3 separate regions of the Mus musculus genome follow, and regions 2 and 3 are each linked to region 1. Evidence: chromatin loops called from intact Hi-C (ENCODE). Cell type or tissue: heart. All regions are shown on one strand.

The links. A loop is a pair of places that touch in the nucleus more often than their neighbours do. Peaks named below come from ENCODE experiments on the same cell type or tissue, not always from the same donor. Only the 100,000 strongest peaks of a DNase experiment are listed, where the experiment ranks them.
Region 2: it touches region 1 in a loop (5-fold over the local background); 3 of 42 quality-filtered maps call a loop at or near these places.
Region 3: a loop joins it to region 1, with 11 times the contacts of the local background. A loop is called at or near these places in 8 of 42 quality-filtered maps.

Annotation. Positions count from the first base shown.
Region 1 is chr10:31,604,738-31,612,737 of GRCm38, forward strand. Rnf217 (ring finger protein 217) reads right to left here and starts at 4,988. Exons shown (of 6, transcript NM_001146349.1): 1 at 3,647-4,988. The coding sequence starts at 4,447. In heart, a CTCF peak has its summit at 3,881; DNase peaks (open chromatin) are centred at 3,894, 4,494 and 4,964; H3K4me3 peaks cover 3,413 bases; H3K27ac peaks cover 2,544 bases.
Region 2 is chr10:31,462,349-31,470,348 of GRCm38, forward strand. Gm51764 (a long non-coding RNA gene) reads left to right here. Exons shown (of 3, transcript XR_003948861.1): 3 at 1-549. Among named protein-coding and RNA genes, the nearest start is that of Gm51764, 18 kb to the left of the region's middle. In heart, a CTCF peak has its summit at 3,674; no DNase peak of the experiment used is centred here.
Region 3 is chr10:31,501,214-31,509,213 of GRCm38, forward strand. Rnf217 (ring finger protein 217) reads right to left here. Exons shown (of 6, transcript NM_001146349.1): 4 at 4,560-4,761; 5 at 2,538-2,609; 6 at 674-1,518. The coding sequence ends at 1,445. Among named protein-coding and RNA genes, the nearest start is that of Gm51764, 56 kb to the left of the region's middle. In heart, a CTCF peak has its summit at 3,275; no DNase peak of the experiment used is centred here.

The sequences.
Region 1 (8,000 bases):
AATTTCTGTCTTCTTTCAAAGAATACAGCATTGTTTCTCAGAAGAGTCCACTTAACCAGGCATGATTCCAACTCGCAATTAATATGCATTTTAATGTTTTTATAAAATGTTTAATACTGATTTTCTTTACATTCTTAAATATTGTTAAATAATGCACTAAGCATGTGGCACAAACTCAAATACAAAGACGTCACTAATAGGTCTAACACATCCTTTGCCCCATAAAGGTCTTAAGAGGCCTTGAAGTCAAGGCTTGCCACATTTGTTTAGAACAAAAATCTTATCAGATGAGAAAAGAAAACATGCAACATCTCCCCTGCCTATTTTTGTTGCTGTTGTTGTTTTGTTTTTGGCATTGTGAATCAAACCTAAAGAGTCACACACAGGCTAAGTAAACACTCCCCCACTGAGCTATATATAAGTCCAACCTCCTGCCACTCCCTACCCCCAACACACACACACACAAACACACACACACACACACCTTCTTTAAAATTAGAGACAGGGTCTCACTACATTGCTCATGGAGACTTTGAACTCACAAAGTTGACAGGCAAGCCTTGAACTTGAGATCTCTCTGCCTCAATCTCCCAAGCAGCTGGGATTACAGATCTGTACCATCAGGCCTGGCTGCAACCACATATTAAGACATAGTTTCACTCCGGCACTGGTAGATTCTCCACAGATCGCTGTCTACAGTTACATTTCACTGAGGAGAAGATTTGGGCATAGATGACGGTAAAACACAGACCTCTGAATATAAAGATGATGAGATGTTAAAATTCAGGATCATATCAGAAATATTACAACCACGATCTTGTACTTTATCCAATGGAAAAAGGCTTAAGTTTGTATAAGCTAAAAGTTTGCTTAAATTCTTTTAGATAGAATGGTAAATGTAGCCTATTTTATTTATCGGCCTTCAGTGTTTATCTTTTACCTTAAATACGAAAAATATCCAGTGCAAAATTTAGCACCTAAGCTTTCTGGGGTGACCTTAGGTTCTTTACAAATTCAGTACCTATTGAGCAAATATCTGTCATTTGCTAAATAGGCAGAAATTAACAAAATCATACAGAAACTCCTGTTTTCACAGAAGCTATCTACTTAGGTACAAGATACATTAGTGCTATGGAGAAAAGCTAAAACCCAGGAAGAGACACAGGAGTGTAGGGTAAGGCTCAACCTTTAAATGGTAGCCACAAAGTCTGGGGAAATTGTTCAGTTGCTAAGAGTTTGCAGCCTACATCTTGAGGCTCTGAGCTCAAATGTCCAGCATCCATATAAAATGTGAGCATGCCTGCAACTCCAACACCGGGGAGCAGAGGCAGGTGGACTGCAGAACTCATCCAGATAGCCTATGTGAAACACTTCCTATGCTTCAGGTTCAGTGAGACACTGTCTCAAAAGGAGGAAGGAGAGAGCAGGACATCCAATATCTTCCTCTAGCCTCTGTGCAAGTGCACAAATGTGCAAAACCCATGCACACACATGTGCAAATGCATACCTACAAAGACACTCTGTGAAGACCACAAGGACGATATGTGAATATACAAAGGTGAGGTGGTAGACAGAACAAGCCAAAGGACAGGGAGGCAGATATCTAGACACAGAGAACAAGTACAGTGTCCTAAGGTAGAAGCGTGCCTGCCATTCTGGGCTTAATTTGTGCTGTGATTGTTTGAAATAGTGTCTATTTCATGCTGCTGAGATTCCTGCAGGTTGTTTTGGGAGGTCAGGAACACCTGATGTCATAGATTGCAGACACAGTTCAGAGAGTGCTGTCACTTCAAAGGAGTCTGTTGTAGGTGCTGCATGCTGTGTGCTGTGAAGACTGAGGACTCAGCACTCAACCTGTTCCTCTCCCCCCTCTCATTGCAACTCAAAACACCAACATCCTAAAACCAACTTATGCTGACAAAAAGAAAAAGAAACTGCTTCAGAGAAAGGGCCTATTGTAAATAAAATGAAACTGCTAGGCAGGGTATCAATCCACCTGAAATACCGACCTTGAACATAAAACCAGCTGGTGTTTGTAAGAGCACTTAGTAGGTAAAGATTGGAGTTGGGCATAGTAGGACAAAGTTAATCACAGAACTCAGGAAGAGGAGGCAGTAGCCTCAAAGGTTAAAGGCCAATCTGGGGTACTTAGCCAGTTAAAAGGCCACCATGGGCCACACAGCAACCTCCTGCCTATGAATGAATAGATGAATGACGAAATAAATAAATGCTAAGTGCTCCTTGGTATTGGTGTTTACATCACATTAGATGCTACTCTGTAGTATATATTTGAAGGAATTTGCTCTCACCACGACTTCTCTGGAGCAAGGCCCATATCTTAGGAATGTCTGGATCCCACCATAAGGCTGTGCACACAGCATTATCCATACAAGGGTAATGTCATAGAAACAACCCCAAACAAGCAGCAGACATTCCTGTTTAAATCTCCACCGGTGGATACATCCCAAAACAGACACCATGGTCTCTCAGGGGCATGTGGCTAGTCTCAGCTGCTTGGGCCGAGCTCTTGTTAGTGTAATGTTCCACTCCATGTAAGTTTGCCTTTGCACTTCCAATTGGGCACACTCCACCCTTTCAGACCAGACTCCAGCAATGCAGCTACCCACAAAATACACAGGAACCACACTGTTCAGAGCCCGGTTCAAATGCCTTCAGCCGATACAGACAAACAAATCAGTGTCCAGTCTACGGAGACAAACAGGCAGGAAGGGAACAATTTCAGTGCAGGGACGATTAGAAGACACATTTTAAAAATATCTGAGCAGTGGCCTGGAAGCTGAGGTAAAGCAGCGTCTGGCACAGAAACGCTGGCACCTGAACAGACAAGGTTTTGAAAGATGAATAGGCCTAGGACAATCAGACATGGGATCAAAGGGCATTAAGGATTGTGCAAAATGCTGTCAGAAACACCACAGACTGAAAACCATGAAGGAGGGTTTCTCAAGCTTTCCAAGAAAAAAAAAACCAACAAGCCCGTCAGAAGAGGGTGGAGGGAGGGAAGGAAGTTCTGCGTTCCCCTGTTTGGTTAAACCTTTGGTCTCTCTGCTTTGTTTTGCTCTTTCTGTTCTGTTTCTCTCTTGAAGAGATAAAAGTATTGTGCTGGCTTAAAATTTCAGTGGAAAAAAAGTATTTTAACTTCGGTGTGGAAGGGTAGGCAAGAGTTTTTTGCTCTTTCTTCTTTACATTTCGCTGGCTATATACAAAGGCAACGAATTTAAAAGGCAGGTTATCACAGCCCTGACATACTAATTCCAAACCTTCTCCTCACCAGGTCCACAAATATTTATTTTATGCTCACTGTCTGTTAGTTTCTGGGATGCCAGGCCTGTGAGGCAGTCTTTCTACTTTCCTGGGAACAAGCTCTTGCATGCAATCCACAGACAAAATAATCAGAGGGCAATCCACCTCATTCCTCTAGCAGCTGCCAACCAAAACCTGAATCTCAGAGCAGAGTTAACCAGCCAATAAACCAGTGTGAGTAAAATACATTCAATAACAACTAGAACGCCAGCAATTGCTGGAGACCCTGGATAAGGGGACCGGTCACCTCTGTCCTTGCTAGGAAGTTTAATGCCTTGCCATGGCGATCAGGGCTGAGGGTGGGCAGAGAGTAGTGGAGAGTTACCTGAGAGCTCAGGTAGATTTTGAGGCACTCCTCGCACACCGCCTTCTTGCAGCAGGGCAGGGGCTTGATGGGTTTGTCTTCCAGGCACACCCGGCACATCAGCACCATGAGGGGCGCATAGGGGTCCCCTACTCCCCCCAGGCCAGAGTAGGGTGGAGCCCCTAATAGGCCAGGCACGGAGAAGGGCTCCGGAGCCAGGTAGAACTCCAGCTCGATGCTGCCGCCGTCGGGGGAAAGGGGGTCAGCCGGGAGCGACAGCGGGGAGCTGGGGAAGGAGGGCGGCGGGCTGGCGGGAATCGGCCCCAGCGGTGCTTGAGGTGGGGACTCCGACGGCGACGGGGACTCGGCGGAGGGGGCCTCGGGCAAGTCGCTCTCCACGCAGTACACGGAGCAGAGGACTTGCGGCTTGGCGGGGGGCGGGTGTCGCTGGGCCAGCACGTCCAGGAGCAGCCCGTCGGGGGGCTGCTGGCCGGGGGGCGCCTCCCGTGGCCCCGCTCCCTCCGCCTCGCGCTCCAGCTGCAGTTCCAGACTCTGGGGGTCCAGGGGCCCGCTGAGTGGCAGTCGCGCGGGCTGCCCTGCCGGGGCCCGGTTGCTCGCAGGCTCCTGGACACTCGCGTCCACGCAGCCCGGGTCTCTGCCGCCGCCGCCGCCGTTCGGCCGTGAAGAGGAGGCTGCAGCGCGCGGCCCGGCTGTCCGGACGCGGTCCCCTCGCGGCCTGGGGGACTCGGGCTGGCCCGCCGAGCCTCCGCCAGAGGCCCGCGCCCCGCCGCTGCCGCTCACCGTGCTCTGCTCCTCGCCCATCGCCGCCCGCGGCCTGCGCCGCCGCCGCCCATCCAGCCGCCCGGACCCCCAGCCGGCGCCGGGCAGCGCGGGCAAGCGGCTCCGCTCCACTCGCGGCGGCCCTTCTGCTTCCGGATCCCTCCTCCGGGGCCGGGACGCCCCAAGCGCCCTCCGGGGAGCCCGGGCTCCCGGGCCGCAGCGTGCGGGCAGCCGGCTCCTCCTCCTCCACCTCGTAGTCGTCGTCTTCCTCCTCGTCCGGCGCGGCCGGGCACCGCCTCGAGGACTCCGAGGGCCTCAGGCTGAGGGGGCCCGGCCCGCATGCACGTCGCGGCGCTGCCGCGGACCCGCGAGTCCCGGGTGGGGCGGAAGAGTTCCCGGGAGGCGGGAGGAGACGGTCAGCCCCGCGCCATCCCTGCCTCCGCGGCGGGGCGCGCAGCCGGCGATCCCGAGGGTCGCCGGGCCTGTGGCGTCACCGAGAGGTGGCCGAGTCCGCAAGCAGTGGCTGGTGTCCCTGGAGGAGAAGCGGGAGACCTCCCTCTCCTCGTGCAGCACCTAGGGCCCTGCTCCCTCCCCTCACCCCACCCCTTTGGCACACACCTCCCCACACGTACACACATACGCGCGCGGGCGCCCACGCACACAGTCGCACGCACACAGGAGTGAGGGTGATCTAAGCTGAGCTGTGCTCTCACCCCTAAGAATTCCCACTCGGCCCCAGCCAAATGCTTAAGCGCTTGCAGGCGCCCCTTAGTGCTCTGCTTTAAGTAGAACTTCCGACAAAAACTGCTGGACCCTGGGCTCTGGACGGAGAACACACTGGGATGTCACGCTCGAGAAGTAGAGGCGATGGTGTGCATTCTACCTGGTGCGATAGGAAGGATCTTCGAAAACCATAAATAACCCAAAAGCACTTGTCGTCTGCTCCTCCAACTATAATATTTACAAGCACTAAGGAATAACTAATCTGACATTTACTGCTTTTCCTCTGCTCAGTGTTCTCTCGCGAATTATTTTTGTGGGCTCTTGGGGTTTTGTTTGTTTGTTTGTTTGGTTTTTGTTTTGTTTCTGAACCCCTTTAAGTGGGTAGCCTGGCCTGATTAATCAGCTGGATCATCATTAGGAATCAGGGAAACTTATTAACATAACCATATTCATACCCAAAACTGTTTCCAAGGCAACAATTATATCTCAGCCAGAACTTAATTATGTGTTGATCTATCTTTATTTTACAGGAAGTATTAGTCACCCAAACACTGGTGTGATTTAGTTTTCTAAAGCCAATGAAAACATTTTTGGGAAGCCAACCATTTTTATTTTTTTAAAATAGGGAGGGAATTCAATTTACACATTCATGTCAAAGGAAAAATCTGTTAAATGTGTAGATTATTTTTTAACCTTGAAGTTGTTATTGATTTGTTCTAAAATATTTTCCAAGGCAAATGCAAAGGCTACAAGGGAACTAAGAATTCAGTATTGACCAAGCAGAGACCCAAAGGTCATGGGTTTCAATCAGGTGCGGTTGAAGCTCAGGTACACCAGAGCATGGTGACTTGCCGCCAGATGCCCTGGCACTCAGTAGTCTGACCCAAGAATGAAGAATAACTATTTTTTGATGATTAAATGGTACTCAGGCAGCCTGGAGAGATAGCTCACTCACTCAATCCTCAGTATCCACCTCAGAAACACAACCCGCTGGAAAGCCCAGACAGGTAAGTGGACGGATGTTGCTGGGACTCCAGAAGACTCCATCTCCCTGTTCAAGGATTGCCCTTTCTTTCCTTACCAGGACTTCTTCCTGCTACATGCTGCTAGCATTTCTGAGCAACATGTCATCTTCCTCTAGGTAAATCCTCTCGTGCCTGACTCCTGGGCCTGGCACCTCTAGCATGAGGTCTGGGACTCACAGGTCCCCAACAGCACAGAGGAATCATAACGCAATCCTATAATGGTGGGTCTTTGCTCAGTCTATCCCAGGTTCATGGAGCACCACTGATAAGTGTGCTGATGGGATTTCTTTCTTTCTTTCTTTCTTTCTTTCTTTCTTTCTTTCTTTCTTTCTTTCTTTCCTTTCTTCCTTTCTTTCTTTCTTTAAAAAAAAAAGAGTGAAAATATAGTTACTAGCTGGGTAGTGGTGGCACACACCTTTAATCCCAGCACTTGGGAAGCAAAGGTCAGGTGGACCTCTGAGTTCAAGGCCACTTTTGGTCTGTAGAGTAAGTTCTAAGTCAACCAGAGCTACATGTAGAAAACCTCTGTCTTAAAAACAAACAAACAAACAAAACAACAATGGCAAAAAGAAAAAGAAACAGGAAATATAGCATATATATATATATATATACATATATATATACATATATATATATATGTGTGTGTGTGTGTGTGTGTGTGTGTGTGTGTGTATAACAAAATTTTCACAGACATACTATAGACGTTAATATTGTCTCTGCTCAGACCATCAGCTGACAAACTGTATATGGCTGTTTCTGCAACAAAAGTGTCTTTAGTGTCCTGCCTATATCACTTTCAACTCTCAGCATGTCCTAACCTGAACTGAACAACTCCCATAATCCTCCACCTTTAATATCTGAACTCAAATTCAGAATTCAATGTCAGATCCAGAACCTTAGGATTCTCTTAATGACTTTGTAGTACTAGTCATTTCTATTATCACCTTTTTTTAACCTGCCCTTTGAATATGGCTTACTTGGGGCTTCCTTGAAAATTTTTAGCCAGATATTAGACTATTTAAAAACAAAATTAGCTAATTAGAAAAAAAATATGTGATAATTTAGACTCTAAATCACTTTAATTGTGCATATAAAAGCTATAGTGAAATTCTCCTGTCATGGAGAAAAATGCGTAATGTTAAATATCATTAAACAATTATACGGAAAGTACTAGAAGTAGGCAGATCTCTGTGAGTTCAAAGACAGTCTGGTTTACAGAGCAAATTACAGGAAAACTGGGGCTCTTATACAGAGAAACCCCGCCTTGAAAAACAAAAAACAAAACAAACAAACAAAAGAAACAAACAACAACAAAAACCCTGCTATGGGGGCTGAGGAGATGACTCAGCAGTTAAAAGCACTGAATGTTCTTCCAGAGGCCCCAGGTTCAGTTCCCAGCACCCACATGGCAGTTCACAATTGTCTGTAGCTCCAGTTCCAGAGGCTCAAACATCCTCACACAGATATACACAGATATACAGGCAAACACCGATGCACATGAAATAAAAATAAATTTTAAACAACTTTAAACACTAGATTTGTGTGTTCACAGGACAGTCCTCTAACTATTTAAAAGGGCACAAAGAAACCAATTATTTAACTAAACTGTGAAGTGACTAAAGAAGCCTTTCTGGACTTCTGCTCAGCTACACAGTGGACTCTGGGTCTCACCTAGTTTTCCCGCTCTTCATCTGAGGAGAAAGAGAACTTGATTCATGAAGAAAAGGGAAACTGAGTGCTTAACAGAGATGCAAAAAGCTTTGTCTTCGTTTCCACCTCAACCCATTAAGAAAACTCCAAAGAGGAAAAATTAATGAAAAAGTTAGCAAGAACACCAAACACTGTCT
Region 2 (8,000 bases), 140 kb before region 1:
TTGCCATGACTCCATATGTTACTTCTATCCCTCTCTTTGGCATGGCAAACTGTTTTAATACGTCTGGGACACATTCTATAGGAATGCTAAGTTCCCTAGATGGCAATAGAACCATAACCCTCGATATATCATCTCTGCCACAATGCCCTGCAATCCAGAACACGTTGATTCTTTGTGACACTCAGGCATATCATCGCCTACCCATCAGCTGGTTAGGAGTTTGCACATTGGTACTCCTTTTTCCTGAACTGGGAGTAATCCAGGGAAATGAGCCCCTGCCAATCCCAGATGTAGATATGATAGCTGCCCAACATAAGAGGGCAGTTCAGGTCGTGCCACTCTTGGTCACTATGGCAATAGCCATAGATGTTGGTACTGGAATTGCAGGTCAAACAACTTCCATGACCCAATATAATACATTCACTTCCCAATTTAAAAGCGATCTTCAAGAATGACTGAGGCTGTGCTTACTATCCAGAAACAGATCGATTCTCTGGTAGCTGTGGTGCTTCAGAACTGATGGGGGCTAGATGCCCTGACAGATAAAGACGGTGGCCTTTGCCTGTTCCTCCAAGAAGAATGCTGTTTCTACATCAACCAATCTGGGATAGTGAGAAATAAAATCCAGGAGCTACAGTCAGACATAAAGAATTTCAAGGAACATGAATTTCTGGGATTTTCGAAAACCCTATATGGAAGTGGATACTACCTTTTGTAATGCCTTTTCTAGTCATCCTCCTGGTGTTATTATTTGCTCCCTGCCTCATTAATCTTGTTTCTACATTCCTTCAATGACAAATAAAAAAAAAATCTAACCAAACTATGAATCAGTTCCTGTTACAGGACTACCAGTCACTGCCCACAGAAGATCTGCTGTCCACAGAGAAACCTGATGCGAACATTTACCAAGTGGATCCCGATGGTGAAAGTCAGCTGCACACCAAAGTTGATGACACCCCTAGACAGCAGGAAGTAGCTTAAGAGACACAATACCCTCATTCCCTTTTCACCATCAGCTTCCCCCTTCTCTCTTTTCCTTCTCTTTATAATAACAAGAAGGGAGGTATATTGGTATCAGGACCTCTGAAACCTGTGACATCACATAGGCATGACCCGCACACCAATTGCCAAGTTAACAGCCACCATATTCCCAGAATCCACCTAGCTCACCTCCCAAGTTTATCTGTGACTACATCAGCATCCATAAATAAAGGCACCCCTGATCTTTCTCCCTTTCTCTTTCTCTTTTCTCCCTTCTCTTTCTACTGCCACCTTGCCCCACACCCGACCCCAATAAACCTCACATGGAACTATTTGGCCTGGTGTGATCCTTCTGAAGCCACGTGACAATCAAGATCATAACACCAAACAATAGTGTCCACAGGAAGAAAAACAATGCTGCTTTCACCCATGGTTGAGGTAAATTTGCACAGAAGCATCGAAGGACAGTGGAGCAGTACACAACAAAGTTGAAATATTGGAGCTTCAGTCCATCTAGCTCATGCCTGGGTCTCCATCTCATCAGAACTGGAAGAATCTTCCTTAACCCTGTCTGTGTAGAAGGACACATGCACTGACTATAATAACCAAAATTTTCAAACTTGTAAATTCCCATCAACATGAATTGCATAAATGAAGTGGATAAACAAGGGTTCTATATTTATGTGAACTATTATAAGCACCAGGAAAAATCTAGTTATACTTTCAAATATTCCTATGGTTAAATCTGGAAAACAGAAGGAATCCAAAATCACTACCTTTCAATACGTTGGCTGTACTTGTTTTCCTTAAAGTTTGAAAAAAGTGCAATGCAATGTGTGCCGCCTGGACAACTATGAATGGAGTGCAATGTAAATTTGTAGACCAAGATTGTTTGAACCTGTTTCTTGTTTCTTAACTCAGTTGTAGGATTCCCAAGTGTGAACTTGGAAAGTAACATTCTGTTGCAGTGTTCAAAGGCTGGTCTGGTCTAGAAAGGTGTGTATGACAACAGTATAAATTATCCAGGAAGGAGGGGTGGACATTTCAGGACAGTGTGAAGGAAGGAGCATGCCAACTGGAGCAGACCACAGGCTTGGATCATTTCTATAGAGTTTTATTAAAAAAAAAAAAAAAACAAACGGATACCACATGAGTAAAAATGCAATGTTTTGATAGAACTGGGTGGGGCACCCTGATGAGAATTTCTTCCTGGAAAATCATGAATAATGCCCGCAGCCTTATAAGGGTTCAGTGACAAAGTAGGATTCTATCAAATCCACTCTGAGTAACCAATAAGTTAATTGTGCTTACTTGTAAGAGCTGGGGGAGACAGGAGGGGGAGAGGGAGACCCTAGGGGAGGAGAAGGAGGAGAAACTACAGTTGGAATGTGATGTATGAGAGGAGAATATATATATATATATATATATATATATATAAATTTTAAAAACTAATTATAAGATAATAGGCAAAGGGCTGCTTTTAGGAGTTTGGAGGACCCCAGAGAGTTGGCACTGGAAAGTCTTTGCCTGGCCAAAAAGATGGCTTCTTCTAAGCTGCATAGATGTTCATACCCATTGCTGGGATGCTACATATTTTGCATATCTATTCTATTTATTAGTCCATCTATTTTCCCACTGGAGTAATTAAAAAAAAAAAAGCTTTTCGGTCATGAGCTGGGTCAACAGTTTAAAGTATTCACTTAAAACTGAAGGAAGCTGATAGGACAGGACAGGCTCCAGGAGTTCTCAGGCAGTGTCACAGCCTAACCAGCTCAGAATGGGAAATTCACAACTGCCCGCTACTGTCTGTCAAATGAGCACAGAAGCTTCTTCTGAAAGATGAATGAAATCAATCTAAAAGCAAGGTTGATCCAGCAGGCTGCTTGTAAAATTCAATATCCTGCAGAGGAAAAAAAATCATTTTTATTCCTCTTATATAGTCAGAATTTTACTTTCTATTTTATTATTTTTTATTTCACCTCCCCTGATTTCCAACCTACTTATCTGCTAACATCACACACTAACACATGCACGCATGTGCTCACTTACACATAAACACACATACACACCTACACTCATGCATACGACAAATCATAAGCATTGAGTTTTGAGGGGAAATTGTGAATATGCAGTGGCCTCATTTACAGACTAAATAATGACTTTCTGTCAAGCAAGCCCACAGTTCTCTGTTTTCCCGATGACCACTGCAAGTACTGCCTCAGGTCCAGTCAGGATCTGCATACAAAGTCAGCCATTTGTAGCAGCTTTCAGTTTCCTCGGTGAGGCAAGTGACTCTGTAACTTCCTGTGTTCGTACATTTAGTATCTGTTGAGGAAACGCTATCACCCCTGTCCTCCAAAGTAACTTTTCATAAATCTTGCAGATTCAATTCTAAAAACTTGCTTTTCTGTGTGAAGTTTCCTTAACTCTTTATACCATGAAATCCACCAATAGGGAATTAAGTTTCCAAAGTGTTATAGGAGGTTATTTTTTTCTATGTTTATCATTAGGCTATTGTTTAGTGTATATTAAATCTTACTCATTTTTCATGATAAAAAGTTGGTGTATGAAATACTTTAAAAATAAATCAATTTCAATAGAAATATTTAAAACTCACAGCTCATCTAGACAAGGCAAAATAGTTTGTGAATTAGCGATTACAAATAGATTCAAAACTGTGTTGTCCAAAATGAACACCAGGGGATGCCAAATCATAAGGATGCTAAAATAAGCCTGTAAAGGAAACCCTTGTTTCAATGGAAATACCAATGAGAATAAGAGCCAGCATTTCTTGATTATGTATTCCATTCTAAGCACTTTTTCTTAGCCAATTTTCTTATATAAGCTCATTTTTCCTCACAATATCTTTAAAATGAGATGTTATTATCTCTATTTTGTAGATAGGATATGTCAGATGATAAAAATGTTTATGTTGCTTTGCTTCAATTTGTGGTTTACATTGCATCCAACCTTATTCCACGCACTGTCCTAGGGTCTGATATGGATTAGCTCAGCTACAATTTGCAATAACCGCACGATTCATGTTGTATCGCACCCTTTGTTCTCAATGCCTTGATTGAAACCTAGGGAGATTCTTGAATTTCCTCCAAACACATGTAAGGCATAATTGGTTCAAACAACGTCTATCTGGAGCTGAAGCTTCAGTTTCACTCAGTTGAATAAACAATGACAGATGCACAATAAAATCACTCAACTTATCTTACCCTGCTCTTTCTCATTGGACCCAAGTACACACCTCAAATACTCATGATGTATGCCATTTCTCCATCTAGTATTAAGTTAGGGTTTCAGAGGCAGCATACCAAGCAGCATGTGGCTACAAAGGCTTGACATTCATTTCATTTATTTATTTTATGGCTCATGTGTTTACAGTTATATGTACATTATGGAAACAAGAGAATGAGTCCATAGGACTAACTTACCACCACAGACGACACTCATGCCAGGTGCTCATTTCACCACATGCTATGCTAGAGAGGCTACAACAAAGGAAGAAACGCTACAAAGAAAATGGCTTTGTGGGATTCTCAGCCACTCTTGAAATGAAATGGTAACATTTAACTGAATTGGATCAAGAAAGCATCCTATAGAAGAAGGAGGGAGGAAAAAGAGGAGGAAGGAGAGAGGGGGAAGAGGGGAAAGAAAAGAAGGAGGGAAAATAAGGAGAGATTATAGGCCATTGGTAATAATTGTGGCTTTAATTTCTTGATTTTTCACATAAACTTATGTGTGGTTCACTCAAAGAAACTTGCATTAAAAAATGTGGGGGGTTAGAAATGCCATGAACAAAATTTAAAGTTATGAAAATTTAAACATGATAGTAGTCCTTCCTTAGTATATATTTATCCACTTAGCTAGTTTGAGGCACAACGCTTTGAGCATGGTAGACAGTGTGATACCATAACCGTGGCCTTCAGAATGTTTATTTTGCTAGTAAGTGACCTGAAAGAGTCAGCAGACTGGTATGTTTTCCAGTGAGTAAGATAAACACAGAACACCGCACTGCCCTTCCTAGACTGCTCTGGTTTTTCTGTTCTGGGCTCTGGGATGAACTCCCCTTCCAGACCAGGATTTCCACCTTCCTTTTGGCAGAGCCGAGCCAGCCTGCACTAGTTAAAAGCTTGCTCATGCTGCTTGTGCTGTGAGCAAGATCCCAGAGGTTTCAGAAAGTTATAAGCAGTATGCTGGGTTCCGTAGCTGAAATTTAGGCCATAAAAATGAATTATGAATTCTACAAGCACAGTTGTTAGTTTGGGCTTGATTTTCAAGATTTATTTTATTTTTATTTTATGTATATGTGTATATAGGCCACGTGTGCGGCAGTGCCCAAGGAAGCAGAGGAGGCCACTGGATCCCCTAGAGCTGGAGTCACAGGCTGCTGTGAGCTGCCTCAGGAAACGAAACTCCGAGTGTCTGAGCCATCTCATCATCCCTAGCACAGTTTTTAACGGAGAACAAGGAAGGGGAGCTACTTTTGCTCTGTGCTGTCTTTCCTGGGTGTCTAGTGTTTCCTAACAGTATACTCAGCTCTCAACATCATTTTGACCTTCCATTTGTAGTTGCTGAGAGTTCAAGGTAGACTGCATGGACTTTCCGGTGTTGTCCTTCTTCTCATTGGCAAGGAAAGGCCAGCTCCTCAAAACCCCTCCTTGCCATACTGCTGACTCTTGGGCTTGCCTAGTCTCCCTGTCTGGAGTGGTTATCTGTTTTCAAGAATGCCACTACAAAGTACTGCTACACGCCCTAAACAATGGAAAGAAAATTTTTTTTTCATGGATCTGTAGAGTCTGAGATTAAGACTAGAGGGCTGGTGTCCTCTCAGGTCTCTCTCTATGAGTCGTGCTCACCCCAACACCTATACCCCACCTCCATTTTCAAACTATCTTTCTTCTCTGAGTACCTCATCTCTCTCTGTGAAGATAGTGTGAAGACTGAGTTAACATCTTCCCTAATGATGTCATCAAAAAGTAACTGTCTCTTTAAAGCAGTGGTTCTCAGCCTTCCTAATGATCCGACTCTCTAATATGTATATATGTGTGTGTGTGTGTGTATATATATATATCCCCTCATGTTGTGGTCACACCAACCATAAAATTATTTGTTGCAACTTCATAACTGTAATTTTGCTACTGTTATGAATCATAATGTAAATATCCAATATGCAGAATATTTGATATTAGACACTTGTGAAAAGGTTGTTTTACCCCAAGGGGTAGGACAACAGACTGGTTGAGAAATATTGCCTTAAAGACTTCATGTATAAGTGTGGTCACATTCTGGGACAGTAACAGTTAGGGTATTGATTTGGAAATGGAGGGCACAAATCCATCCAGTGAGGGGTTATTGTTATAATGTGAATATTTTGCTAGTTAATGTTTTGTTTCCTTCCTAATTAATGTGTGGACTGGCAGAAATAGGCAGTGACATTCACTCATGATCTAGATCTCTTACTTCACAGTCCATGAGAGATCTGGGGGGTCTGGTTGGTTGATATTGTTGTTCTTCCTATGGGGTTGCAAACCCCTTCAGCTCCTTCAGTCCTTTCTCTAGCTCCTCCATTGGGGACCCCATGCTCAGTCGAATGGTTGGCTGCTAGCATCTGCCTCTCTATTTGTCAGGTTCTAACAGAGCCTCTCAGGAGACAGGTATATCAGGCTCTTGTCAGCAAAAACTTCCTGGCATCCACAATATTGTCTGCATTTGGTGATTGTATATGGGATAGATCCCCAGGTTGGGCAGTCTCTGGATGGCCTTCCCTTCAATCTCTGCTGCATTTATTGTCTCCATATTTGCTCTTGTGAGTATTTTGTTTCACCTTCCAAGAAGGACCAAAGCACCCACATTTTGATCTTCCTTCTTCTTGAGCTTCATGTGGTCTGTAATGTGAATTGTATCTTGGGTTTCACAAGCTTTTGGGCTAATATCCACTTATCGGTGAGTACATACCAGGTATGTTGTTTTGTGAATGGGTTACATTCATTTTGGATATTTTCAAGTTCCAGACATTTGCCTAAGAATTACATAAATTCATTGTTTTTAATAGCTGAGTAGTAGTACTTCATTGTCTAAATGGATCACATTTTTGTATCCATTCCTCTGTTGAAGGATATCTGGGTTCTTTCCTGTTCTGGCTATTATAAATGAGGCTGCTATGAATAGTGGAGCATGTGTCCTTATTGGAGCATCTTTTGGGTATATGCCCAGGAGTGGTATAGCTGAGTCCTCAGGTAAAATTATGTCCAAATTTCTAAGGAACTGCCAGACTGATTTTCAGAGTGGTTGTACCAGCTTGCAATCCCAACAATACAGGAGTGTTCCTCTTTGGTATTAGGTCTTCTTTGAAGATCTAGTAGAATTCTGCATTAAACCCATCTGGTTCTATGCTATTTTTGGTTGGAGACTTTAATGACTGATGCTATTTCTTTAGGGGTTATGGGACTATTTAGGTGGTTTATCTGATCCTAATTTAACTTTGGTACCTGGTATCTGTCTAGAAAATTGTCCATTTCATGTATGTTTTCCAATTTTGTTGAGTACAGGCTTTTGTAGTAGGATCTGATGACTTTTTTAAAATTAATCTGTTTCTGTTTTTATGTTTCCCTTTTCATTTCTGATTTTATTAATTTTGATACTGTTTTTGTGCCCTCTGGTTAGTCTGGCTAAGGGTTTATATATCTTGATTTTCTCAAAGAACCAGCTTCTGGTTTTGTTGATTCTTTGTTTAGTTATTTTTGTTCCTACTTGTTTGATTTCAGCCCTGAGTTTGATTATTTCCTGCTTTCTACTCCTCTTAGGTACATTTGCTTCTTTTTGTTATAGAGCTTTCAGGTGTGCTGTCAAGCTGCTAGTGTAAGCTCTCTCCAGTTTCTCTTTGGAGATACTTAGAAGTATGGCTTTTCCTCTTAGCACTGCTTTCCTCGTGTCCCGCAAGTTTTTAAATGATGTGCCTTCATTTTCACTAAATTCTAAAAAGTCTTAAATTTCATTCTTTGTGTTTT
Region 3 (8,000 bases), 100 kb before region 1:
TAGGCATCTCAGTATCTCTTCTTTGTTTTAATAAACTTAATGATGAAAGCAGAGAAATAGAAATAGAGCTGTGCTGTTAAATTCCATTTCCTCACTCAAAAGAACTTCCTGAAAATATTTTCATTTGCTTCCTTCTCCAAAAGCAGTTTATGTTTTGAAGAAACTATGTATATAAAAAGCTGTTTTCACGTTGTCTCTCTATAAGGAGATATCAACATATCATGTACCCACATAGTAAACATAGGCAAAATCCTCCAAAACTAGTATTTATTTTTGTAAAAAAAAACTTGAGGACAAATAAAAAAAAAAGATAGGAGAGGGAACATTCAATAATTTTTAAAAACTTGACCTAAATCAGAATTATCTAGGATTATAAGGTAGTAATTAAATAATGAGCAGAATGGGGATTAAATTAACAGTTTAAGCACTTTTCTTCAAAGCAAAAGATTTTTTTTCTTTATTAAATAATCCCAGGACAGGCTAAAATATGTGTGTCAAAGTCCAAGGAATCTGAAAAGAGCAACTGTTGGAAACGTGGGACTTTCTGAAACCATCCGTATGGATTTGCCAGTTTACAATGTTTGGTATGTGTCAGAGTGACATCACATACGATGCTGTGTGTGCGTGTGACCATAGGAAGAGCAAGAAACAGACAGTTACCATGGAAACAATCTGTTGTTGACATTGGCTTTAATTCAGTACATTACCAAGTTAGGCCCACAAAAATAACCATCAAGGCTGAAAGGTTCTATGAAAATAGACATGGAAATAGGCAAGCACATGGTTATGGAGCCTGGTTTAATACGGTGTTTATATACACACATTCACATCCTTACATAGACGGACCAGTAACTCATGGTTCTTTTCATTAATTTAGTTTCATTAATTCCCTCTGGGTGCTGACACTTTTTTTTTTAAAGCAATTACAGTATCCAAAAAACAAAACGATGATACCATTTGGGTTACAGAGGACAATTAGGTACATTTGGTGAACTTTGATTTATCTTCTGAAAAGTGGCTTTGTTTGTTGAGACAGGCCGGATTCAGCTATGCATACCATGTCTCAGAGACAGCCCGGGGGAAGCACAAGGTTCAGACAATCCAAATAACACTCCAGGTGAGGTATCCTCAAAAGACATCTGAGGATATCCTGTTCTCAAAATATTTTCTTCCAAGAACCACAAAGGTGAGAGTTACTATATAAATGTATATAGTTAACGAAAGTGACCATTTTTTTAAAAAGCAGCAATCTGCTTAAGGAAAGGACAGGATGCCATGTTGGGAGTGCACCGTAGCTAGAGGCACTGTGGTCTGCAGAGAACCACAGGAGACAAGATGGCAGAAGTTCCTCTAGGTAGTTTTAAGGATCCAACTCACAGACAAGTGCACCATCCTGCATGGCTCCTCCCGGTACCGGCTGACATCATGTGAAATCCTCTGTGGATTACCAGTGCATACCTGTCCGTGATCGCTTTCTCTGTTTTTTACAAAGGCAATATATAGGAAATACAAATAAACCTAGAGATTGAAAAGAAATGAAGGCAATTAGGGAGGAAAGTGCTGAGGTATGTGTGTGTGTGTGTGTGTGTGTGTGTGTGAGTGTGTGTATGTCTGTGTACACATATATGTGTACATACATATATACTTAAATTTTCCCAATTTTACTTATTTACAAACTAATTTACAACAATAATTATTAATAGTTCACAAACATAAAATTAGTATGGGATGTGTTTTCTATACGACTTCATTCTTTCTATTTCCCTGAAGTCCTTTGACCCCTTTATCACCTTCAGTCATACAAGTCTAATTAAAAAACCACCAGCACAACAGAGCCAATGTTTTCTAGGAAACCGTCTAGCCTTTTGTCCTTGTCTTTATTGTCACAATCCTATAATGTGCACACTATAATATTTATTTCATTATTGGTTGGCATACATTTTATATAAGAACATACATGTGGTTCCTAAAGTCCCAACTGACTCTAATGACTTAAATGTGAGATATTTTGTAATTCTCTCTGCCCCACACAGTCACTATCTATAAAGAGAAGTTCACATGTGGAAAATCATTTAATTCAGGAAAGCACCCCGTTTTCTATAGGAATAATGATCAATGTAGCTTCTGTCCAGAGCGTTTAGGTTGGCATTTCTAAAGGTCTGCTTCTCAGAGCAGCGATGGACTAATAGCATTAGTAGCATCTGGACCATTTTAGAAACGTAAACTCATGGGTCCAGCCAGCACACTGTGCTAGAAACTGACAGTAGAATCTAGCAATGTGTGTCTGCAACAGACTACAGACTATCATGCTGTTTGAAAACTACTCCTTTAATACATATGTTTATATACTAAAGTCTCATAAACACATCCTGTAGGAAACATGTTCCTCTGACTTATATGCCCTGAACTGCATGGCTGTTTTAAGCAAGGCAGAGCAGAAACCACACAAACTGACTGACTCACACCACCACATGTACACTCACACGGTCTCTACTGCTGTGGGAGAAATCTAATCTCAAATATGTCACGTGTCTTACCGATTACAACTGCTATGGCCCCTAGTGCCAATCCCAAAACCAGGATGAGAGGCGCAATGAAGAGCTTTCCAGCTGAAAAACAAAAGTATAAGAGTTAAAGGCTCTCACTGCTGAGTTACAGAGCAGTTACAGTAATCCTTAAAGAAGCATAAGAACAATTAAGGGCACATATAGAACTGATACATGGTGTATGTACAGTGCCACAAAGCCATGGGCAGATGCCGTGTAGCCACAGGTCCCTTACTATTTATACCCAAAACAGACTATAATCCTTTTCACTGATGCGCTTCAGTCTCTGTGCTTTTCCTTTAGATTTCTCCTACTTTCAACGTACAAAATGTTGAACGATTAAGAATGGAGTGACTCAGAGGATAATCTATTGAGCTCACAAAGTTAGACAGCCAGTAGGGATCAGAGAGGGTGTCTGACCAGCCCCATGTCTAAGAACAATGCTTTATTTACTTGCTAGATAAAGAGGGACATCATATGAATGTCTAACAGACTGAACTCCAAATGGGATGCCTGAAGACAACTGCTAGGGGAACTTCCCACTGCGTAAGTGATGTGCTGGAAGTTACCCAAGTGAATCACTGAAACAAATGTTAACAGGCAGCATTGTAAGACAGCTCAGTGCTGGCAGGCACAGCACGCTTGGCAGCACCAGCGGTTTCTCTGCTGAATGAATATTTGATCTGTGATAATAATCACCATTGTTACATGTAACTGCAGCCCAGAAGCCACTAGAGGACTCCCTATATCTCTAAAAGGCTCCAACATAGACAAAACCAGGACAGTTACTTATTTCTTGTTACTGTGCTGTGACTTTTGACATAACCGTACAAACGAAATGTCACAAAGAGTGTGAAGGGAACAGGAAGTCTGCAGTAGTCACACAGCTACTTAAGAATCACACAGCAATACCATCTATAAGTTATGATCATTGACCAATGAATGAAAGATAATTCAGCCATTTGTTGGGAGTTTGGCAGGAAAAATTAACTTTTTTAATTCATAGAAAACAGTTTTGGAATTAGATGACTAGATATAAAAAAATACAGTTTTAAATATCAATTTTAGCATTACTTAATACCTAGTATTTAGATATGAATTGTTGTCCATTTAACATAATGCCCAGACATACGTTTTTTTCTTTTGCTTTACACAATAACAAAACTCAGTTAAGTGACATGAAATCTTATTGAACAAGGGCATGTGTATCCATAGAGCTGTGTGGAAGAAGCTAGAATACAGTACAAAGGGTTACATATTATAAACATACAGCTTAATCTCTTTAGTAATATATCCTTAAAGTATCCACCAAGACATTTCTTCACAGCATCAGAATATAACTGTCAAGTAATAATAGCACTGACATTTTCTTCCCAACCATCACGGAATACAAGGAGCAAATATCTGCCCTTTAGAAGGAATAAACTTGACAGTGTAGGACATGGACTGCTAAAGATGATTTTGAGTGGAGTAAGCACGCTTTCTCTTATTCCAAGATCAGTAACAATTCTCTTAGAACATCATTTTCAATAATCAAATATAATTTTTCACAACCATAAATTATATCTTATTTAAACATTTTTAATTTAAAATTTTGTTTAATTTCTGCTATGACAATCTACCATTGATTGTGTCTTAACATTTACTGTTTTATTTGTTTATTTCTTTGGGATGTGTGTGCTTTTTCATCATTGTCCCATTTCATATTCTATAAACAATCAACAGCACATCCTTGTGTTTAGATACCTGTTAAGTCCATACATTCTTCTTGTCAGCAATTGGCTTTCCCAGGGTTTCAGAAGCGCTGATCATGAAAGAATGTCATGTTAACAACCTTAACTTTTCAATTTTGTTCATAAAAGGAGTGATTCTCTTCTCACTCTTTGGTAAAGGACCTACTGGAACCCCTGGCCCATAGCAAGCCCTGGAGATTCGCATGGCTGATATTCTCATGCTATTGCCCTTCCTCGGATCCTAAGGAGGCACCTGAGAGCAATCATGTGTGCTACTTACCACAGACTGACCCTCGAACTAATCTTCTTAAATGAGGTCTCTCTGGGAGGTAGCGATATTTGCATCCAAATATACTGAGGTTTGATGTGTGGTCTCCGAAAAACCGGAGCTGGCGGTATCTCTCTCCACATCGATAGCAAAAATTAGTGTTACACTGTGAACAAGTCATATGGTCACACCCTTCTGTTCTCTGGATATGGATCTGGATAAAGGGACAAATAGAAGGAAATGCAATTAATGTGCTTAAAAAGTAAAATATGTCAAGTAAAATAGATCGGTTTTACCAAATTAAAAGTCTTATGAGCATCCCTGAAGTGAAGTTTTCAATTTGTTTATAATCGTATTTATAAGGTTCCCAATATTAGTTTTACCATTATGATCCTGTAACATGGCTTTAAGAAATGCATACTGGGGAATATTTTAATGTAGTTAGGAATTTTATAATTAAAACAAAGAGTCAAACCTGCCAGAGTTTGTTTGATGCTTAGCAGGTAAGTTGTTGCCAGAATCTACAATTTCACTTGTGACTCTACTCTTTTCTCCTCAGGTACACAGAGTTAGTGGTATGTGGTCAAGGGCATATGAGCAGTTACGTTTCAGGGTCCCCATTAACTCAAAGCTGATGATCCTTGCTACTGGTCACCTTCCCCTTTCTCTTTGTATACAGTTTCTCTTTGTATATGCTATCCCATAGCAGTGGATGCAGCCTATCAATTATCTGAAGGTCCCTCTTGAAGGACACATGTAAACTGTAAATAAAATCTGATACAAGGCCTCCCGGGTACTAGCTACTATAGGAGTTTGATATTAAGGTCCCATTGTAGTAGACAGAAATGAAAAGCAAAATATTTTTGTATCCATAATATAAAGAACTAATTATTTCATTTAACATCTCATAATTAATATAAAAATGAAATGTAATATTATAATACATAATAATAAAACAGAATCAATATTCCTGAGGTTATTTACATATAACTCAATAAAATATAGAATACCTAAAAAGTAAAAATAGAATTTAGTTTTTAATTTTGGTGTAGTTCTCATTTAGTCAAAAGACAGAATAAAAATAAAAGAACTAATAAACATTCAATCCATTTAAAAATTTTATCAGCACAGGTCAGTGTATAAAATTTTATCTTTCAATAAGAAATGTTTACTTTATTAATCAGGAAAAAAACGACATTGTTATTTCTGTGTGATTGTTACCAACTGATATTTTGCTCTAGATGCAACACTAAACTCTTATTTTAAAAGAATCTTGAGGCTGGAGAGATGGCTCAGTGGTTAAGAGTCCTGGCTGCAGTCTCTGGATGGCCTTTCCTTCAGTCTCTGCTCCACACTTTGTCTCCGTATCTCCTTCCATGGGCATTTTGATCCCCCTTCTAAGAAGGACTGAAGTATCCACACTTTGGTCTTCCTTCTCCTTGAGCTTCCTGTGGTCTGTGGACTGGGTCTTGGGTATTCTGAGCTTCTGGGCTAATATCCACTCATCAGTGAGTGCATTCCATGTGTGTTCTTCTGTGATTGTTTTCACTCAGGGTATTTTCTAGTTCCATCCATTTGCCTAAGAATTTCATACATTCATTCTTTTTAATAGCTGAGTAGTACTCCATTGTGTAAATGTACCACATTTTCTGTATCCATTCCTCTGTCGAGGGTTCCTCATCTGGGTTCTTTCCAGCTTCTGACTATTATAAATAAGGCTGCTATGAACATAGTGGAGCATGTGTCCTTATTACATGTTGGAGCATCTTTGCTGACAGGAGCCTGATATAGCTCTCTCCTGAGAGGCTCTGCCGGTGCCTGACAAATACAGAGGTAGATGCTCTCAACCAACCATTGGACTGAGCATAGGGTCCCCAATGGTGGAGCTAGAGAAAGGCCCCAAGGAGCTGAAGGGGTTTGCAGCCCCATAGGAGGAACAAAAATATGAACCAACCTGCACCCCTCAGAGCTCCCAGGGTCTAAACCACCAACCAAAGAGTACACATGGAGGGACCTATGGTTTTAGTTGCATATGTAGCTGAGGATGGCCTTGCCAGTTATCAAAGGGAGGCGAGGCCCTTGGTCCTGAGAAGGCTGGATGCCCGAGTGTAGGGAAATGCCAGGACCGGGAAGTGGAAGTGGGTGGGTGGGTGGAGGAGCAGGGGGAGTAGAGATGGGATAGGGGGCTTCTGTCTTAGTTTACGATGAAGGGAAGTCTCTGAAGCAGGTATGAACACTGTAATCAATTGTACAACAACATGTCTCCTAAACCATAAAAAATTCTATGAAGAAAAGGAGAGTGTATGGGAGAACAGTTAATGGGAGGGAGTGATCTGGTGTTAAGGGCAAGAGGAGGTTTATCTGAGAAAGTGACATTTATAAAAGGCAAGAGCATTGTACTCCCCAAGTGGAGTTTCAGGGAGGCACAGTGTTCTCAGCACTGGACTTCTGAATGCATCAGTGAAGTGTTGCTTATTCTGTACCTTAATTATCTGCATCCCTCTGCTTAAACTCTGACAAATAAAGTCCTACGTCGGTCCTGATTATATTCATATTTTCATTTACCTATTCATGTATTATTTTTGTTAGCATTGTATCTGCATCAGTGTGTATGTATGTGTGTATGCATGGGGCTGAGGGGCAGTGCATACATTTCTAGAGTATGAGACCAGAGGGCAGGAGAGATCGGTGTTGTGTATGCTCTCTGCAGTTTCTTTTTGGAGATACTGAGAGCTGAGTTTTCCTTTTAACACTGCTATCATTGTGTCCCATAAGTTTGGGTATGTTGTGCCTTCGTTTTCATTAAATTCTAAAAAGTCTTTAGTTTCTTTATTTCTTCCTTGACCAAGTTATCACTGAGTAGGGCATTGTTCAGCTTTTATGTTTTTGTGGGCTTTCTGCTGTTTTTGTTGCTACTGAACACCAGCTTTAGTCTATGGTGATATGATAGGGTGCATGGGATTATTTCAATCTTCATGTATCTGTTGAGGCCTGTTTTGTGACTGGTTATATGGTCAGTTTTGAAGAAGGTACCATGAGGTGCTGAGAAGAAGGTATATTCTTTTGTTTTAGGGTAAAATGTTCTATAGATATCTGTTAAATCCATTTGGTCTATAACTTCTGTTAGTTTCACTAAGTCTCTGTTTAGTTTCAGTGTCCATGATCTGTCCATTGCTGAGAGAGGGGTGGTGAAGTCTCCCACTATTATTGTGTGAGGTGTAATGTGTGCTTTTAGCTTTAGTAGAGTTTCTTTTATGAATGTGGGTGCCCTTGCATTTGGAGCATAAATGTTCAGAATTCTTAGTAGATTTTTTTTCCTTCGATGATTATGAAGTGTCCTTCCTTATCCTTTTTGATAACTTTTGGTTGAAAGTTGCTTTTATTCGATATTAGAATGGCTACTCCAGCTTGTTTCTCCGGATCATTTGCTTGTGGAATTGGTTTCCAGGCTTT